Regions from separate parts of the Homo sapiens genome. Here regions 2, 3 and 4 are each linked to region 1. A link is a loop called in an ENCODE intact Hi-C map of the cell type or tissue named here. Cell type or tissue: heart left ventricle. All regions are shown on one strand. Links, peaks and the distances in the headings refer to the core of each region. The heading gives the core; the rest is flanking DNA. Region 1 has its middle 90 kb from the start of LINC02998. Region 2 has its middle 92 kb from the start of LINC02998. Region 3 overlaps LINC02998 (long intergenic non-protein coding RNA 2998). Region 4 has its middle 42 kb from the start of LINC02998.

Region 1 (5,319 bases), core at 86-5,085:
GAACAATGGAGTTTTAATTCTAATCCTTTTTTTCCTCTTCTGGGTGCATCTGTGAGCTAGAGAATTCATACCTCCCTTTTCGGCATCACATTCAGAGCTTTAACTAGTCATGACCAGTTCTCTTAAATGCATCCCAGACAAAGGCAATTGCAAAGCAAAAGCCACATTCAACTTTGCCACATCATACTGGAGAGAAATGGCTCAAAGGTTAATGGCAGACATATGGTTTACACTTGCTATTTCCTCTAAGCTTAACTTTGGATTTTTTTATTCCTTAGTTGTGTAAAGCTATAGCCAAATCAGCTCTCAGATGCATGTATATACTGTTTCAGAATGGAAAAAGAAAGTTGAATGGCAAACAAGTGAAAGAGTTGTATTCAAGAAGACTATTTGGAAACATAGATTTTTAGAAAATAAAATCACATGTAAGTAAACATGTCTGGTCAGTCAGATTCCTGGCTAGAATGCAAAAAAAAAAAAAGTTTGAAGGCTTAGCCAGTTAAATAAGAAAGTATGTGGTGGTAGTAGTGGTAAGCACCAGTGAAGTTTAAAACAAATGGCTTCAAGTACAGATTATACACACACATATTTATAAAGACACACTTATAATATATTAAATAATGTATATGATATTACATATTAAATATAAACGCAAACACTTATATCCTGCAGGACTTATTCCTGCAACTATGCTTTGGATTTTAAGTCACTCTTCAGTGATAAAGGGATCCCTTTTTATTTATTAAATACACAGTTTAAATTTTCTCGGTGTTTTCTAACCATTATGTCTTGTATGCTCCCTACAGATTGTCCAGTTTTAAAACCTGCACAGCTGAAATGAGTAATTGCCTGGGCAAAGGGTCACACCTGCTTGGTTTAACAGGATGCAGACAAATGAGAGGCCCGCCTCGCAGAGATGCTCAGCCCGGCTCAGCAGCACAGACGTCAGGACTCACCAGATATTGGGTAAAAACAGAAACTTCCTCTGTGCTGCTGTCAGAGTTCAGTCTCACCAACCTCCTGAGTCTAGGGGAACTTACCACTGGAAAAGTTATAGTTCTGTTTCCCGCACTGTCCACATCATTGGTCACAGCTTTCAGGTCATGAGATGAAAGGGGCTTCACAGAACCTAAGTGAAGATTAAAACATGTATATGAGTATAAAGCACAGAAAAGCTGCCAGTTAACAAAATAATCTGTATAGATCCCTGAAAACTCTCTGGAAAACACTTGGTTATAACTTGGTTGTAATAGGGGGCACTGGCTAGCTCTAACTTGAAACTGGGCTATAAGATTCTAGTGATCCCTGAGGCATCTATCTGTGGACATAATTTGCTACTAGGGCCCCAGATGAAACAGGCTTATTACCCCCAGCCCAGGCCTAGGTGTCTGATCCCTAGAGAAAGAAGGCAATGCCTGGCTATGTGGCCCCAGGCTCAGCTCCCAGTACATGAAAGGGAAAGCAAACTGTGTAGTGCCGAGAACACAGGAGATAGCACTCTCCCCTTGGAGGATGGGTAGAGGGGTCCTGGCCTGATGGCAGCTGTAGGTGCTCAATGGAGTGCCCATCTGCTGATATCTAGGGGCAGACGGTGGCTCTTGAACAAACGTGAGACATCTCCTGGGGACCCTGACAAATGCATGGACATTGTGGGGAGGGAAGGGCACATGTGAATGCCATGGGGGGAAGAACCAGTGACACATGGCTTTGTGTGCTGTGACCTCATTAGTAACCAAAGGCCAGAGAGACTTGGGGACACTCAAGTTAGAGCCAGAGAGGCTTGGGAACGTTCAAATGCTCTGTGGTAAAGGATCAGTGTTACCTAATTCACCATGGACAAATAATTTTATAAAATACAATAAAAATGTTACAGCAACATCAACTTGCTATACAAATTTCTAAACACTTCCTGTTGCTTTCGGTTCTTATTGGTTCACAGACTGGAAGGCCCGTGGACCACATTTAGAGGAGCACAGAGTTGGAGTACATATCCCTTTACTTTGCAATGATTTGGGGAACATCTCTAACCTTACAGGATGGCAGGTCTGAAATTGACTCACGTGGTTCTTCCAGCCCAGAATCTTCTCTCATCTCGTTTGTTTGAGCCTTTGCTAAAGGTTTTAGCATTAGGCCTTCGCAGGATAGCCCTCTGAAAAGGCACTTTATAAATTGTTTATGAAGTTGAGTTAACTATCTAACAATAACTAAGCTTCCTGAATGACATCCTGTTTTGCTTTCCTTGCTCAGCCATTGTAGTCTTAGAGAGCAAGGGCCATCAACCATAGTACTCAAACTACACTAGGCACTGGCTAAGTCCAAGGAGACACCAGCATTGTATCTGCAAGATTTCCAAACTTGCAAGGATTGTCCTAAGCCTTCAATTTGGAGGCTCCATTTATAGTGTCTGAGAACTTTGGGATGGACACTCGGTCCTGGGTCTCCTTGGGGGTGAAGGTAAGAGTGCCTGGGCAAGTCAGCCCAGGAACACAGCTCCGCGCCAAGTTCAGGACTGTCTTGGCACACGTTTGTTTATTACACAACATGCTCATATGATGCTGGTAACTGCCACCCGCATTCCTTTCACTTCTTGCTGCTGACATTTTTTGCAGTCATTGCCAACCTCTGGCTTCTGGAGCTGGGAGGCTAGAATCAGAGGTCACTCCAGCGAGACTAAGAGCAGTGTTTCTGTGCCCTCAGTCTATGCTAATAAAGCCATACTGGGGACCTTCCTTTGTCACCTGTCAAAGTAGAATGCCCCTTCCTATCAGATGGATTATGTCTCTAATGTGTGTGGTCTCTGGCCACCCCAACATCCAACTTGTCCATCTTCAGTTTTTCTTAGAAACCTTTCCCCACTGTGCCTTTTTTCTTATAAAGGGCACTGATTTATAATTCACTTGTTCCATCATGTCCAGAGTTGCCTTTGGCAGGTAGGACTCTTTTTAAAATACATATTATTTCATTTATCTCAGCCTTTTGGAGTAGAGGAGCCACCAGAGTTGTCCCAGGCCAAGAGTGCTTTTTTCTCAGCCATAATACCTCAATCTTCAACCTCTTCTCCAGCTACCTAAGCCAGAAGGGTATCTAGGTTTAATTCCTACTCAGCAGTCACTCTGAACATGTTCAGTAAGCTAGTGCTCACCCCTGGTTGCAATTGCCTGACAAGCCTCTCTTATGACCCAGCCCAACTCTCTGAAAGACAAGCATCATTTCCCTCCTGCCCACTGCATTTCATCCAAGCAGTTCATATTTTCATCAGTGAGCTCCAGGCATTTAATTTGGAAATAATTTCTCTAAGGTCCTACCTAAATCTATATCCATAGAATAACTGCCTAATAAAGGGTATGGTCATAAGAGGCTCTGAAACCACATCTGTTTGGCAAGACTTCACTCTGTATGCCCTTTATGGAGATTTGAAAAAGCAAATCTATATTCTGAAGTCTCTGAGAAGTCATGGAGTAAAGAAATCTGTTTTATTCTCCTTATAAACACAGGATTTCTCAAAATCCTTGTATCCCAGCATGTTTGTTTCAAGAAAAACCATAGCCAGGTTTTCATGGGCACTAGGCTTGGAAGCCTTAGATATTTCTTCAGTAAACACTATCAGGTACCTAATATGTGAAAGGCCCTACAATGAGAAGCAGAGATCTAACAAGACACAGCCCTACCCTCTCTTTTAGATATCATAACCCTAAGAAGTATGCATTTGTTTCCTCATCACTAAGAAGGGATGATAAGGCTTAGCACAGTTAAGCAAATTCCTTGAGGGTCAAGTGTAAGTCTCGCTGACTCAGAAGTGAGTATTTATTTTTAAGTTGACGCTATCTCATCTATACTCTTCTACTTAGAACTCAATGGGGGAAATGATATCTGAGTCAGGAAACAATGTGATTAACCATTCAAGAAATCTGACTTATTCTCCTCCCCACCTTCCAAACCTATCCTTCCTTCCCTGGGTCTTCACTTCATAGTCTTGCTGTCGTCCCTGGAGTGCCCTCCCCTCCTCGACACCACCCACCAAAATGCTGTTCATTCTGAAGGGGCAGCTCGAGGCTTGTCTTGGCCAACAAGCTCCCTTTGACCCTTGCAGTCTAGGGGAAATTTCCCTCCTCCGAATTCCTGCAGCTTACCCATTCTGTACCACTCACTGGACACTTACTATATGTTTTACATGGTTAGTGTACTCCTGAGTGTAGAGCTCTCATTTCACCAATTAATAGGCCTTTAATTACTTCCTTGAGGATTGACAATCTTTTCTCATAGTTCTTGGTTACCTCCCACTAAATCTTACAATATACAATTCAGTGTTTCAAGAGCCACTGACTAAAAGGTTTACAAATCCCTGCTCTAAACCCTTTAGTAACACACTGTGAGTCCCTCTCCTTTCTTTTCTCCTTCAGTTCTTGCCATGGACGACAGACAGCTGGTGGTGAGATGTAGCTCCTTCTATCTCATGACCAGAGATTGAAGTCACAGACTTTTCCAGGAAGACCCTTGCCTGAAGGGCTGCTTAACTCTGGGTCTATGTAAGCCTGTATTCTAGACCATTCTAAACAAAACTCTCAAGGTCAATCCCTCCCCAGTACTTTTTTTTAAAAAAGCCAAGTACAATTTGGATAAGTAGAAAAACTAGGTCCTAAAGCCACAGTATATTCCAACACACCACCACCAAAGATAAACAAACAAAATCAATGGCAGCATTCAAGGTGAAAAACTGGTTATAAAACTCCTTTCTGGGGAGTAAAGTTTACAGGAAGAAATAGAATGTGTTTCAATTTATATACGTATAAAATATAACAAAACGAAAATACACTTCGGGTAAATTTTTTTCTTAGTTCATAAAAAAATGTTCATTTAGAACTATAATCCTTCTACTTTAAAATAAGCAACTTGACAGATAATTTTCAAATTTGTCAGGGCATAGAAGTCACGGTTAACCTCAAAACATTCACCATACTAAGTATTATAGTAATTATTTTGGCTTACCATGCAAATTCTGTGAGTCTCAAGCTAGGGCCACTTTTTAAGGCTGGGTGCAAGAAGGAAGCAAAAGAGAAATAGCCAAAGTTGGACAAGCTGGTAGAGGAAGTCTGACTAGTAGGGGATAAATGTGAGTCAAAAAAAATTTGTTGACTAATGCCAGGTTGCAATATTTCCCTAACGAAGGAGAGTAAAACACAGAATTTCTACATAATCGCTGCTTATTAAATTGCTATACATATTTTCCTGGTTGTGCATGTCAAAATTCTTCAGTAATATCGAGAAGGAGATAAAATAAACAGCTACCATGACGGCCGCATTCTCAGGAAACCAACATTC
Region 2 (5,319 bases), core at 201-5,200, 180 kb before region 1:
GGGATGTAGGAAGAAGAGCTTAATGGGGTACTCTCAGAAAAAGAATGCCGGGTTCTCTCTTATTAATGGCTTCCATCTGTTGATGGCACTGCTCTATCAGCTGTGAGGAGTGTGGCAGGCAAAGTGCAGGGGAGCTTATCAGTCCCAGCTTCACATCGTAGGTGGCTAAAGAGTTTTCACTCAGATCAAACCCAGAACTGGAGCAGCCTGCTTTAACACCACAGAGAAAAATGTCCTTCCAAAGCTATGGCTCCACTGGCTCTGACCCCATCGGGGTCACACTTCATCACACTGAAGAACCCAGTGTGTGCCATTGATTCTAGGGGGAAGATGGTGCTGGGACTTGGCCTAACATCCCAATCAAAAGAAAGCCACTGAAGCATATTCTTTGACACAGGCTAATACGATTGGTGTGTCATGCAAAACGAAAAGTCCACAGTCTGTAGCACCGATAAAGACACTACTCTTTGGCTGCAAAGTATGCATACACTCACATAGCAAAAAAGTAGCCTGGACTAAAGCTCTTCTTACTGTTTGCTATTTTATAGGGGTGTGTGTGTGTGTGTGTGTGTGTGTGTATATATATACACACACACACATATATGTATATATAAATGGTTTATATGATATATAAATTGGTATATACATATATGAATATACAGAATATCATACAGTCATCCCAATATCCTTGGGGGATTGATTTCAGGACTCCTATGGATACCAAAATCTGAGGATGCTCAAGTCTCTCTGGTATAAAATGGTGTAGTATTTGCATATAATTTACACACATTCTCCTATATACTTTTATCGTCTCTAGATTACTTATAATACCTAATAAAATATAAATGATTTGTAGCTAGTTGTTATACTGTATTGTTTTTATTTGCATTATTTGTATTGTATTTTTAATTGTTTTGTATATTTTTCTGAATATTTTTGATCCATAGTTGGTTGAATCCACAGATGTGAAACTTGCAGATATGAAAGAGCTGGCTGTATATGTCTAAGTATATGTATATATCTAAGTGTATGTATACATAAAGTGGTTTTTGTAAGAGATGTGTATATATATATCGTAAATGTATGCTATATACTTATCTTTTCAGTTCACAACTTAATGGGAGCATATATTTTTGAAATTTTTATTATGGAGAATTTCAAATATGTATGAAAGTAGAAGGGATAATGTAATGTATCCGTCACCCAGTTCTAATCATTAGTAAGTCATAGTTAATCTTGTTTCCTCTGACAATGCCCCCACCAATATCTCCTCTTGCCTCCTGGATTATTTTAAAGCAAATATATTGGAAGTGTATGTATGTGTACCTGTATATTAGAAATACTTTTTAATTGGGAACAGTTTTAGATTTAAAGAATTATTTTAAAAATAGTACATAAAATTTCTCTCTACTGCACTCTATTTCCCCTATTAATAACATTTTACAATAGGATGGTACATTTGTAATAATTAGTGAACCAATATTGACACATTATTGTTAACAAAAGTCTATGCTTTCTTCAGATGTCCTCAGTTTTTCCCTAATGTCTTGTTTGCGTTGCATGAGCCTGTTGGAGGGATATTTTATTCTGCCTTTACAAGTCCTTGTGGTCTTGGGTTACATGCTCCACTTCATCTATTTGTGAGTTTTTCAGGTCTAGGAAGCCTGTATGATATTTCAAACCCTTTCCTCCCCTCGCCTTCCTATCTTTATCTCCCATGCTCCAACTTAGTTGGGAAAGGATACCACAGCACACATGTCCCCATTAGGAGCACTGATACCTCTATCACCCTTTGGAGCACTGTGGTCACTTGCTGGATTCCCTTTAAACTGCCATTTTGGAATTCATGCCAAGACACCACTGAATGTAATTTGGGACAGCCTATGAAGCAGAGAATTCAGAAAAAGCCCATGTACCTTTGAAAATACATTTGGGAGGACCACCACATTAACCAAATGAAATAGAACCAACAGTTCCCAGGCTGTTTGGGTTAATTTCTACTTTAGCTGTTCACAGTGTGGGGATTGGGGGGCAGTGATTTAGAGGCTCCACGGAGACCCTAGGAGGTGCTGCTTCTTGGGGTCCAGTCAGTTTGCCCTTCAACACCAAGCAGCCCCCTGGGAGGAAGCCCTGTGCTCTCTGCTGATGGCACAAGAAGTCAGTTCTCTCTGGAGGTGCTTTACTTAAACCAGTGCTGTTTATGGTGCCAGGTTTCTGATGCAATGCCTGCCTCCAGCCAGCCTGTCGAACAAATCGAAGTGTGATGGGTGGCTGGCTTGGGGCCAGAGTGGCGTCACTGCCCATTAATAGAAGTTGATGGAGCTCAGAAAAATGCTTTCAGTCTGGCAACGATCCGACTCCTTCTACACTTTGTCTACCTTGAGGAAAATATATGGAAAAATCAATTTAGGGATGCTTATTTTTACCAGTTTGTGTTAATTTAAGCACCAATTTGCCTAGTTACTGTTAGATTTTTAAAAAATGTTTTGTGACACATCTTGTTTTTTCCTGATTTATATAGTCTTTTATAGGTTCTGTTTCCTTCCAAAAAAAGATCTGAGGTGACTTATTACAAAGGACATTTATTATTAGCATGGAAGTTTTCTCTGCTTTTTCTTGATAATGTTCTGCTTATGTAACTACAGTTGATGAATTAGAGCTTATTTATCTAGGTATTAATATTTCACTTTATTCCATAAAGGAGGGGTCCCCAACCCCCAGGCCATGGACCATTGAGGATCCATGGCCTGCTAGGAACCCGGCTGCACAGCAGGAGGTGAGTGGTGGGTGAGTGAGCATTACTGGCTGAGCTCTGCCTCCTGTCTGGTCAGTGGCATTAGATTCTCATGGGACCGTGAACCCTATTGTGAACTGCACATGTGAGGGATCCGGGTTGCATGCTCCTTATAAGAATCTAATGCCTGATGATCTGTTACTATCTCTTATCACCCCCAGATGGGACCATCTAGTTATAGGAAAATAAGCTCAGGGCTCCCACTGATTCTACATTATGGTGAATAAGTAATAATGATAGAAATAAAGTGTACAGTAAGTGTAACATGCTTGAATCATCCAAAACCTCCCCCCACATTTGTAGCAAAATTGTCTTCCACAAAACCAGTCCCTGGTGCCAAAAAGGTTGCGGACTGCTGCCATAAATGGTATGCACAAAATATACAGATACTTATGCCATACAACAAGGTAAGACAAATTACAAATGTGTGAGAAAGGAAAAAGGAAACCCAAGTTAGTAACATAAAATATAGCTGTAAAATAGGACTTCACAGAAATTCATACCATGAAGTCCTATATACTTGCTCCAAATGGGTTGCACATCAGCAAATGGGGCTCAGAAAAGCCAGTAATAAAGGAAAAACACGATCATTTGGGCAAACTATAGTTCCAATCATCTAAAAAGAAGCCACACAACTCTTTCTGATACTCACATCAAGAAGAACTTAAAGAAGACACTATGTAATAAACATCTTTAACAATATTCTTATTGGAGACTGTTATGGGCTAACTTGTGTTCCCCCCATCCCACCCCTTGTCCTAAATTTATATGTTAAAGTCTCAACCCCCAGTGTCTCAAAATGTAATTATATTTAAAGATAAGGTCTTTAAAGAGGCAACTAAGTTAAGGTGAGATCATTAGGGTAGAACCTAATTCAACATGACTGGTGTCCGTAGGATATAGACAGGCACAGAGACAAAACCATGTGAAGACAAGAAGACACCAAGGAGAGAAGACTCAGAAGAAATCACCTCTGCTGATACCTTCTTTTTGGACTTCTCACCTCCAGAACTGTGAGGAAATAAATTCTGTTGTGTAAGCCACCTACTTTGTGGTACTTTGTGATGGTAGCCCTAGCAAACTAATACAGAGATACAGTAATATGTTTCCTAAGGGCTATCTCTAGTACCATCCCTCTTTTCAGGCTGAAGACAGCACCCTAATTTACCCAGATTCCTCCTTCCCTACTTCCCAAGCCTGCCCCCACATCCCACTGAAATTCACATGACCATTGTAGGAACTATGTGACCTTGCCATGCTGGCCACAGCTAATTGGCCTGGAGGCAAAGAACCTGACCCCAGCTGGCCCAATCAGTCTTTTCCTGGGATTTTTCCACCTGGAACCGAGAGTGCTTGACATTAGTCCTCTCTGGCAGCAGAAGTCATAGGATGTAAGCCTCATAAGCAGTCAGTGGCCATATATTATCCCAAGCAGGGAAGATGAATCTGTGAGAAGGATGAAGCCAGACAAAGACAGTCTTAGCTTCATTCCAATCTCTAGTTCATTCTTTAATTTAACATTATTTATTGAAGGCTTAGTATGTTCCAGGTACTGGTTCAGTCACTCCTGAAGTCCGTTGCATCCCTGCTTTCCTTGCAACATAGTTGTTCCTACCCTTTCATTGATTCCACCACCAATAAAGCCCGCTTTTTGCCTAAGTCAAATGGGGTTGGATTTCTGTTGCTTATAACCAAAGTATACACCACAATCCCCTACATCCTCCTTTCCCCTCTAGTTACTCTGGATTGCTGGCAGCTTCTTGAACAATTTCTGTTGTCACAGGGTAACAAGAGTCAGGTCAAGGGGTAACTATGCTTCCTTTTTTCAGTCTTCTCCATATAAAAATAAACAATGTTCAAATATTAATTATGCTGGTTTCTTTGTTCTGCTTGTAAAAGCTCATCTTTTACCCCCAGATACCTGAGCTGATCCAGACACTCCTCACTCTCCTACACTTGAGGGGATGGTCACAGAGGCTTTTTCTTACAACTATGTGATTATTTCAAAATGTAGGAAGTAGCTAACCACTTTTATAACCTCTCCTAGTGCAGAAATGACTGGTGGTGATGAAATTCAATCATGAACTCACATTGTATGTATTAATGACATTTCTTCCATGTAGTAAACTCCTCTCATTTCTTTAATTTTACTGTTAAGTATCAAGCTGGTACATTATTTGTCCACTTCATATGAAATTTATCTTTTAAGAAAGAGGCACAGAGATTTTTGTGTAGCTTACTTGTATTCTCATTTTGTGGATTTTATATTTTTCCCAGAACAGAGATCAAAAAACTATTAACTGACTTTCAGCCTTAACTAGGAAATGGGCACCCAATCAAAGATTTTTTTTTGAAACATTTCTTCATAGTAGGTACCCATTACATATTGTTGAATAGATGTGTTCTTATTCTGATAAATAACACTGAGTGGAAGACCTAGTACTGTTTTTATTCAGAAATGTCTGTATTATTTCTACTACTGGGTGGAAACACAGAGTTGTTAGCAACTTGAGTTTGCATACCAG
Region 3 (5,319 bases), core at 244-5,243, 120 kb before region 1:
GGATGGTCTGTAATATTTATTATCCTACAGCATTTCTCTTTAGACACAGAAATTGTCTAAGGAGTGACATCAGCAAGATGGTGGACTAGGAGGCTCTGACCCTCCTCCCCCACCAAATAAACAACAATTTGGCAATTATCCAGGGACTGAAAGAGCACTGGGAGAGCTCCGGAGTGAGGTTAAGAAGCTACAGCCACCCAGTGGAGCACAAAAACTGAGGACAGCCATATAGAAAAGTATAGAAAGCATTTTACCTGAGTAACTCCGCTCCCCTAGGGCCAGCTTATACACTGAAAATTATAATACATTGATGAAGAAATTAAAGAAGACACAGATAAATAGAAAGAAATCTTGTTTTCATGGATCAAAAGAATATTGTTAAAATATCCATACTACCCAAAGTGATCTACAGATTCAATGACATTTCTATTAAAATTCCAAAGGCATTCTTTATAGAAATAGAAAAAATATTCTAAAATTTATATGAAATCACAAAAACCTCTGAATAGTCCAAGCAATGTTGAGTAAGAAGAGCCAAGTTGGAAGCAACAGCTGTCTAGATTTCAAAATATATTACAAAGCTATAACAATCAAAACAGCATGACACTGGCATAAAACAGACATATAAGCCAATAGAACAGAATAGAGAGCCCAGAAATAAATACACTCATTAACTGATCTTTCACAAAGGTGCCAAGAAAACACAACGGGGAAAAGATTGTCTCTTCAACAAATGGTATTGGGAAAACTGGATATCCACATGCAGAAGAATGAAATTGGACCCTTATCTCACACTATATACAAAAATCAACTCAAAATAAAGACTTAAAAGTAAGATCTAAAATCAGAAAGACTACTAGAATAAAACATAGGGAAAAAGCTTTTTGATCTTTGTTTGGGCAATGATTTTTCTTGGATATAACCCCAAAAAGCACAGGCAACAAAAGCAAAAATAGAAAAATGGGATTCTATCAAACTAAAAAGCCTCTGTACAGCAAAGGAAACAATCAACAAAGTGAAAGGTAACCTACGAAGTGGGAGAAAATATTTGCAAACCACGTATCAGATGAGGGTTTAACATCCAAAATATATAAGGAATTCATAACAACTTAATGGCAAAATCAAACAACCCAATAAAAAATGGGCAAAGGACATAGACATTTATCAGAGAAGATATACAAACGGCTGATAGGTGTATAAAAAGGTGCTCAACATCACTAATAATCAGGAAAATGCAAATTAAAATCACAATATAATATTACCTCTCACCTGTTAGAACGGCTATTATCAAAAAGACAAAAGATAGCATGTGTTGGTGAGGATGTGGTGAAAAGGAAACCCTTGTACACTCTTGGTGGAAATGTAAATTGGTATAGCTATTACGGAAAACAGTATGGAGGTTCCCCAAAAAGTTAAAAATAAAACTACCATATGACTTAGCAGTCTCATTTCTGGGTATATATGCAAAGGAAATGAAATCAGTACCCTGAAGAGATATGAATACTCCAATGTGCAATGAAGCATTATTCACAATACCCAAGATATAGAAACAACCTAAATGTCTACAATAGATAAGTGATTTTTAAAAATGTGGTATATATGTATACATATACAAAACAGAATATCATTCAGCCTAAAAAAAGAAGGAGATCCTGCCGTTTGCAACAACATGGATGAATCTGAAGGATATGATACTAAGTAAAATAAGCCAAACACAGAAGGACAAATATTTCAGGATCTCACTTATATGTAGAATCTAAAATAGTCAAACTCATAGAAGTGGAGAGTAGAATGACGGTTACCAGGGGCTGGCGGGGAGGAAGAAATGTGGAGACATTGATCAAAGGGTATAAAGTTTCAGTTTTGCAAGATGAGTAAGTTCTGGACATCTAACATACGTCAATGTGACTATGGGTAAATTGTGTGAGGTGAAGATACGTTAGTTAGCTTGACTGTGGCTGTCATTTTACAATACATGTGTAAATCAAAACACCAAGTTGTATACCTTAAATGTGTACAAGTTTTAATTATACCTCAATAAATTCTGGCTATCATTCCACAATACATACATATATCAAAACACCAAATTGTACACCTTAAATGTGTTCAATTTTTTTATTGTACCTCAAAAAAGCTAAAAAAAGTCATGAATAAAAAGACTAGAAATTGCCTGGAAACAAAAATGCTTTCAATCTATCAGGGATTCTTAACTTGGGGTCTGTGGCTAGATCTCAGGTTCCAGGAAACTGGATGAGAAAAAAATTTATGTCTCTATTTTTACTAAGCTATAATGAAAATTTAGCCTGTCCCTCTGTCATGAATGTAGGTGTGATAGTTGGCTTCCCATGTGGCTCCAGGGACCCCCCTCCTGATGTTCACACACCCGTGCAGTCCCTCCCTTGGAGCCCCACATTGGTCCTGTGACATACGGCACAGGAGGAGTGATGGCTGTTACTTCCGAGATTAGGTTATGAAAGGGTGCAGCTTCTGACTGGGACTCTTGTTCTTTTTCTCCATCACTCACTCTAAGGGAAGCCAGCTGCCATGTCTTGACATGTGACAAGGAACTAAGGCATCCAGCCAAGAGCCAGTGAGAATGTGAGACCAGCCAACAGCCACATGAGTGAGCTTGGAAGTTGGAAGTCAATCTTCCCGCCTTCAGATGGCTGGAGTCCTGGCCAACAACTTGACTTCAACCTCATGGGAGACTCAGAGGAAAAACGCCCAGCTAAGCCCCTCCTAGATTCCCAACCCTTAGAAACTGAGTGTGATATTTGTTATTTTTGAGTTGCTAAGTTGTGTTATGCAGCAATAAATAACACCATAGGCAGCAAACACTGTAGTATTAGCAGTACCTGTGATTCTATCACTTTATCACTAAAATATTTTGTTTATTGATTTTAATATGACTGGTGTCCTTTATGTCCTTTATAATTCTATGTATGTATTTAAATTTTTGCATTTAAAAACATTCTTCTGAGAGGGGATCCATAGGCTTTACCAGACAGCCAAAGGGCACAAAAAAAGGTTAAGAACCCTGAATTTGCAAGTCATAGTTTCTTCCTGGTGATGTGCAGGGGGACAAAAAACACCTCCCAAAGGTGTAATTAAATTCTGCACAGACCACAGCGGCAGGATCTTCCAGGGGTTGGGGCCAGCTGTCCGCTGTGGGGACAGGGATGAGCTTGGTGGGCTGGGCAGGGCTGTCCTCCTCCACAGGAGGGAGGAGCAGCTTCTGCATCCAGCCTGGACTCCTCCAGCACCAGCAGTGCCTCCTGCCCACACTTTGCACCAAACATAGCTCTCCCTTCCCTTTTCATCCAGTGTCAGAATTGCTCTTTTAATTGGCTGACAACCCTGAAGCCGGGAGAATGCAGAGGAATGCAGTCAATGTGCTGACAGCCCGTGTGAGAGTCAGCACAGAGCACCCGCTGGGCTGAGCAGCAGGAGGTGGGCTCCTTCCCAGGGTAGTCCAGAGAAGGAGCTGAATGTGAAACTCCTGTTTGGCATTTCCTGGCCCAGGACAATGGAGATCATCACACCTCCCCTTGATCCTCAGGAATCTGGATGCTCACTGTCTAGAGGGGACTGGACCCCAGAGGCATCTCCCCAGCCCTTCATGGAAAAGTGACCGGCACCAGTACCTCCATTTCCAAGATAAGAGTTTGTGTCCCTGGTCCTAGAGGTTCCAGGCGGAGCTAGGAAAAAGTTAGAGAATGTTGGCCACCTCCAGTGTCAGTCTCAGCTTACAGATGTGGACACTGAGAGCAAGAAAAGTGAAGTGTCTTCTCAGGGTCACAAAATTCATTTGGCAAGAGTCAAATCAAAACCCTGGTGTCCTGACACACTGTGCCTGTCTTATTGACTGTTATATTTCTAAGCCCTGGCAGAGGGCCCAGCACATAGAATGTTGTTGAAGGCATGAGTAAGCACACCCAATCTGAGTGTTCTTTCTGTCCCATCAAACCTTTCTACACTTTCACACAAGGACATGGAAAAAACAGTGGGCCTGGGTGAATCTCTTCATTTTAATTTTCCTCTTTGTCAAAACGAATGGTAAGTTGTCTCCCCATCTCTACTTCCTCCTTTTTCCACTTCAAAATCTAAAAAATCACCCATATTTTGGCAAGCTGTTAGATTACAAGAGTGAATTTTGTTGTAAATTTGGTAATCCTAGGATCATTACTAGTTTAGCTGTAAAATGAAGAGGTACTCTAAGACTATTATAACAAGACAGGAAAGATAGTGCTGGGGACTCTCTGTGACCCATGATGAGACGGGAAGGATGAAGGAGGGACCCCCCACCTCCTCTGAGGCCAGAGCTGAGTCACAGGTATCTGAAGAATTTGTATCTCCCCTGCCTAGAGCAGCGCCATTCATGCATTACATATAGTAGGTGCTCAATAAAGATTAGTTGACTGCTGATTGACTGACAGAGTAGTGAAAGCACCCTGCGAGCTGACCCTAATGGTGGTCACCACAGCCTCCCATGTCTTCTCCCTGCAGATGAGATAGGCCACCAAGACGTGAAGTCCTAAGGGATCCAAGCCAGAGCCAGATCTCCAATGTGCCCTTCCAGGCTCTAGTAATGAGGATATGAGAAGCCCAGGGTGGCAGAATCCAGGTAGACCTCTGTATTGCACATGTGTGCATATACATGCCTTGCCAATGTGTACCTCTGTAATCAGCTAATAGGAACTGGTAGACATCTATAGAGGACAGCCAGCCAGAACAAAGCCGTGGCATCATGATCCCAAAGCTGAAGGAGTTTATCTTCACCATCTCCATTACTGGTCGTAAGTCTTAAGGAGCCACATGGCCACATTGTGGCTTTCAAAAGCAGTCCCTGGCCTTCAGTTTTTCAATGAAGTATACCTCATAACACACAGACACACACACACACACAAAACATATATATATAACACTTATGTATGAAAAGTATACTCTTTTATCTAGAAATATTCCCAGAAAAATCAAGGAAGAAAAACATCAAACATAAAAAAGTATATTCTATTTTAGTGTGTTTCCTTTTTTCCAGTCTCCTGAAAATCCTTGGATGCAGGCTAAGTTGATGAGTTCATGAGTTGGATACAGTATGTGTTTTGAATTTTTATAAAATCCTTGGAAGATTATACCGGATAAGGCAGTTTTTTTCTTCCTGTGACATATTTGAAATAGAAGGAAAAACAGGAGGCATATGCCCCTGAATAGTTTAAGGTAATGTGGTTTTAGCCATTCAGAGCAATAAATATTTATTGACATCCTACTATATATAAGACATTGAGCAAGTGCCTTACAGAGTCAGAAATGAACATGATA
Region 4 (5,319 bases), core at 232-5,231, 49 kb before region 1:
TCGAAAGAAGACATACATGTGGCCAAAAAACATATAAAAAAAAGCTCAATATCACTGATTATTAAAGAAATGCAAATCAAAACCATGATGAGGTACCATCATGACTATGGGGCACCAAACAGAATGACTATTACTAAAAAGTAAAAAAATAACAGATGCTGGCAAGGTTGTGGAGAAAAGAGAATACTTTTACACTATTGGTGGGAATGTAAATTAGTTCAACCATTGTGGAAAGCAGTATGGCATTTCCTCAAAGAGCTAAAAGCAGAACTACCATTCAACCCAGCAATCCCATTACTGGGTATATACCCACAGGAATATAAAGCATTCTACCATAAAGACACATGCACAAAAATGCTCACTGCAGCACTGTTCACACTAGTAAAGACATGGAATCAATCTAAATGCCCATCAATGACAGACTGGATAAAGGAAATGTGGTGCATATACACTATGAAATATTATGTAGCCATAAAAAAGAATGAAGTCATGTCTTTTGCAGGGACATGGATGTAGCTGGAGGCTATCAATGCAGCAAACTAATGCAGGAACAGAAAACCAAATACCACATGTATTCACTTACAAGTGGGAACTAAATGATAAGAACTTGTGAATGCAAAGAGGGAAAAAACAAACACTGGGTTCTACTTGAGGGGGGAGAGTGGGAGGAGGGAAAGGAGCAGAAAAGGTAACTATTGGGTACCGAGCTTATATGTGGGTGACGTAACAATATGTACAACAAACTCCCATGACATGTGTTTGTAACAAACCTTCACATATACCCCTAAACCTAAATAAAAATTTTTTAAATAATAATAATTAAGTTTAAAAAAGTCAAAAACTAACAGATGCTGATGAGGTTGTGGAGAAAAAGGAATGCTTATACACTGCTGGTGGAAGTGTAAATTAGTTCAATGACTGTGGAAGACAGTATGGCGATTCCTCCAAAGACCTATAAACAGAAATACCATTTGACCCAGCAATCCCATTACTGGGTTTTTACCCCCAAAAATATAAATCATTCTGTTATAAAGTCACATGCATGCATATGTTCATTGCAGCACTATTCACAATAGCAACGACATGGAATCAACCTAAATGCCCATTAACGATAGACTGGATAAAGAAAATGTCATACATATATACCATGGAATACTATGCAGCCATAAAAAATAATGAGATCATGTCCTTTGCAGGAACATGGATGGAGCTGGAGGCTATTATCCTTAGCAAACTAATGCAGGAATTGAAAACCAAATACTGCATGTTCTCACTTATAAGTGGAAGCTAAATGATGAGAACTCATGGACACATAGAGGGGAACAACACACACTGGGGCCTATCAGAAGGTGGAGGCGTGGAAGGAGGAAGAGAATCAATAAAAATATTATAACTATTGGGTACTAGGCTTAACACCTGGGTGACAAATTATTCTGTACAACAAACCTCTATGACACAAATTGACCTATATAACAAACATGCACATATACCCCTGAGTTTTTTTTAAAAAAAAGCTAAATTTTAAAAAAATACAAATTTTGAAGAGCAAAATTTATTTTAACCTACGAAAGTAATAGGAATGGTATTACTCAGTAATAAGGGTGTGGCAAAACAAACACTCTCCTACTAGTTGGTAGGAATATAAATTCTTACAACATTTCTGGAAGGTAATCTGCTCACAAGTTGAAAATGTAACTTTACATATGCTTCAAGCTAATATTTCTAATTCTAGTTATTAAGCCTAAAGAAATTATAAGACAGATATACAAAGATATACTGGAAGGCAGCTATGCTTACCACTATACCACCAACACACCTAGCAAAAAATATACTGTATAATGATGCTTATTGTAGCATTTATCATAATAAAAAATGAACAAAATACACTATCAATGAAGAACTAAGAAATAAGTCATGGGCCATCGTCAGAGTTAAACCTTGTGTAGGTTTTTTTAAAGATAAAGCAGATCCTATTGACATGGAAAATGTCCAAATACATTAAAATACAATAAAAATGGAAGTTACAGACCAATATATACATATATACACTATATATACACATACATATATATACCTATATATACACATACATATATACCATATATACATACATATATATATACCATATATACATATATATACCATATATATACATACATATATACACCATATATATACACATATACACATATATATAGTATGATCCCACTCACATTTTAAAAAATATATGGATATAGGTAAGCATTAAGATATAGAAAAACATATGTCAAACTGTTAATTCATCTGTTAGAGAGACTTAGGATTAGAAAATACCTTATTCTTTCTATGCTTTAATTTTGTAACTAAGATACATTAGATTTTTTAAAAAGAGAAATGTCAAGAAAACCAAGTATTTGTCACAATATTGCCTTGGTTTTACACATAAATCGCTGGGCTTTACTGTATTTGCTAATCTCATCCTGCATTTTGATACTTGCAGAACGCAGCAAAGACTGTCATTACTAGTGAAAATGGAAAAGGTCAGCCCCTTTATCAGAATTTCTCCCATTATCTACATCATCAGCTACCACCGACTGCCCCCTCCAGCTGTATCACAGCCTGTCTTCTGCCACGTCTGCATGAAATGAAACCACTAAGCACAACCGTAAACAGCCAGCCTTATCTCAAGCCATGTTAAGTGTGGCTGTGAGAGTTGGGCCTTGAACCTGCTGACACCGGGATGTGTGTCACTGAATGTCCACCAGGGAGTCTCTCTGAAACAGGACATCAGCAGCGGAAGAGGCAAGGCACAGACAACCCAGCCCTCCATCAGTGGGCCATGCTGCTGTAGGCATGCCAGGCTCAGTGCCAGGAAATGCAAGGACAAAGCCAGCTGGCTAGAATTCAGCACTGGGGAGAGCAATCCACATATTAATTTGAGGTCCCAGAGCCAAAAGTCACCCAGTGACAGCCACAAAATCAACAGCCCAGTAGAGAGGATGCCCTGCCTTTCCTCTGTCTTTTTTCAGGCTTCTGTCTAGAGCCACAGCTGTACCCATCAGGGGAAAGTGGTATAAGTTCTCAGTTCAGAACCAGGCCCATGGTCCTCCAGGCCTATGGCAGGTGGGAACATGAAGTGGGGCCTGGAGCAGAGGTTTCATAGAGAAGTGGCATTGGGTCAGTTCCTCTTATCAGTTCCTAGCACTCTTGCAAGGAGGGGTCATGCAGCTGGGCTCAGGCTGAAAAGGCATGTGGCCACAACCCATCCCTGGAAGTCGAGAGAGAACTGAGATAGAACACGTGAGTGCTGCCTGACCCAGCCTTCTCTGTGTCCGTGGGAACGTGACTTCCTGAAGAAGAGTAGGGAGGTACACTTAACCAGCAACTACCATTCTCATCTCAACCTTGAAACTCTTGTCTTCTCTCAGCCCTTCTGCTTTTTAGTTGAGAAAGGAGTGTCCAAGAACTGAGTGTCACATTTCTGTTGTTTTTTTCCAGATGCCAAGCTGCCATTGCCAAACTTTGTTCGTTATGTCCTGTTCAGGCATGTTGGCCCAGAAGTAGATGCCCATTGGCCTGGGGTAGCGAATCCTAGTTGCTATAAAGGTCAAACCCCTGAAGTCCCAATGGTTTAAAACAGCAATGGTTTATTTTTTGTTCACCTAAAGTCTCATATGAGTTGGGATGCCTTTCTCTGTCTTGTAGCTCTACCATAAGTTCCACCTGGTCCCTAAGGTCTCTGTTTCAGGGCACATAAAGAGTACAGAAGGAACACCAATCTGAACTCACTGGCCTGAAGAACACATGCACTCCACTCCTGCTCATAGTGCAAAGGCAGGATACTCACATGATTCCAACTTAAATGCAAAGGAAGCCAGGAAGTGTTAGAGGAGCACATGGAATAATCACTGTGATACACTCATAATATTGCAACTGTTTCAAGAAATTTTTCAAATAGAAGAGCAGAGTAATACAAAGAGCCCTTGAGTGATAGTCCAGGCTCAGGGGTCCAGAGCCACTTCTGTCACTGACTAGCTGGGGAAACTCTCTGCTCCTTCATACTTCCATGTCCTCATCTGTAGAAGACAAGGGGTTGCATGACCCACAATGTTATTTCTGGGCCCAAAAGACACAATTCTATGAGCTTGTGGCTTGTGAAGGCAGAATACAGATGATATCTCACTATTAACCAAGGACTCCACAACCTATTGGAGAAAGCAGTGGTGGCTTCTGCCCTTCTTCTGGTGCCCACCCCTTGCAGTATCACTAAGGGGCTATCAATTCTCAGGAGTCCAAGCTTCACTGAGCTTGCACTCTTAGAAGATAATCAGAAAACCATAGGGAACCTCAATTCTGCTAAGTAACAGCAGCAACAAATCACTCCTCGTATGGAAACAAATGTGGGTGCAGAGGGAACCTCCTAATATTTCACCATTACACACATGCATACATCCCTTCTCAATGAAGAAACACAGAGCATCTGATATTGGCAAGACATTCTCTCTTCAAAGAGAATTTTGATTTTAGGCACTAACATGGGGTCGTACTACCAGACTTTTTTTTTCTTTTATTATTGTTATACTTTAAGTTTTAGGGTACATGTGCACAACGTGCAGGTTTGTTACATATGTATACATGTGCCATGTTGGTGTGCTGCACCCATTAACTCGTCATTTAGCATTAGGTATATCTCCTACTGCTATCCCTCCCCCCTCCCCCCACCCCACAACAGTCCCCGGTGTGTGATGTTCCCCTTCCTGTGTTCATGTGTTCTCATTGTTCAATTCCCACCTATGAGTGAGAACATGTGGTGTTTGGTTCTTTGTCCTTGCAATAATTTGCTGAGAATGATGGTTTCCAGTTTCATCCATGTCCCTACAAAGGACATGAACTCATCATTTTTTATGGCTGCATAGTATTCCATGGTGTATATGTGCCACATTTTCTTCATCCAGTTTATCATTGTTGGACATTTGGCTTGGTTCCAAGTCTTTTCTATTGTGAATAGTGCCGCAATATACATACGTGTGCATGTGTCTTTATAGCAGCATGATTTATAATCCTTTGGGTATATGCCCAGTAATGGCATGCCTGGGTCAAATGGTATTTCTAGTTCTAGATCCCTGAGGAATCGCCACACTGACTTCCACAATGGTTGAACTAGTTTACAGTCCCACCAACAGTGTGAAAATGTTCCTATTTCTCCACATCCTCTCCAGCACCTGTTGTTTCCCGACTTTTCAATGATCGCCATTCTAACTGGTGTGAGATGGTATCTCATTGTGGTTTTGATTTGCATTTCTCTGATGGCCAGTGAGGATGAGCATTTTTTCATGTGTT

What was found. Hi-C counts contacts between places; a loop is a spot of excess contacts. Peaks named below come from ENCODE experiments on the same cell type or tissue, not always from the same donor. Only the 100,000 strongest peaks of a DNase experiment are listed, where the experiment ranks them.
Region 2: a loop joins it to region 1, with 2.3 times the contacts of the local background. A loop is called at or near these places in 33 of 110 quality-filtered maps.
Region 3: it touches region 1 in a loop (4-fold over the local background); 13 of 110 quality-filtered maps call a loop at or near these places.
Region 4: a loop joins it to region 1, with 2.0 times the contacts of the local background. A loop is called at or near these places in 10 of 110 quality-filtered maps.

Annotation. Positions count from the first base shown.
Region 1 is chr5:54,832,083-54,837,401 of GRCh38, forward strand. It overlaps the pseudogene CSPG4BP. Among named protein-coding and RNA genes, the nearest start is that of LINC02998, 90 kb to the left of the region's middle. In heart left ventricle, for the core only: no CTCF peak of the experiment used is centred there; a DNase peak (open chromatin) is centred at 2,499; H3K27ac peaks cover 308 bases.
Region 2 is chr5:54,649,592-54,654,910 of GRCh38, forward strand. No RefSeq gene overlaps it. Among named protein-coding and RNA genes, the nearest start is that of LINC02998, 92 kb to the right of the region's middle. In heart left ventricle, for the core only: no CTCF peak of the experiment used is centred there; a DNase peak (open chromatin) is centred at 2,270; H3K27ac peaks cover 1,194 bases.
Region 3 is chr5:54,716,221-54,721,539 of GRCh38, forward strand. The region is part of intron 1 of LINC02998 (long intergenic non-protein coding RNA 2998); the gene reads right to left. The region is part of intron 2 of LOC105378969 (a long non-coding RNA gene); the gene reads left to right. Among named protein-coding and RNA genes, the nearest start is that of LINC02998, 25 kb to the right of the region's middle. In heart left ventricle, for the core only: no CTCF peak of the experiment used is centred there; DNase peaks (open chromatin) are centred at 2,551 and 3,321; H3K27ac peaks cover 2,375 bases.
Region 4 is chr5:54,783,194-54,788,512 of GRCh38, forward strand. No RefSeq gene overlaps it. Among named protein-coding and RNA genes, the nearest start is that of LINC02998, 42 kb to the left of the region's middle. In heart left ventricle, for the core only: no CTCF peak of the experiment used is centred there; DNase peaks (open chromatin) are centred at 2,818 and 3,208; H3K27ac peaks cover 1,327 bases.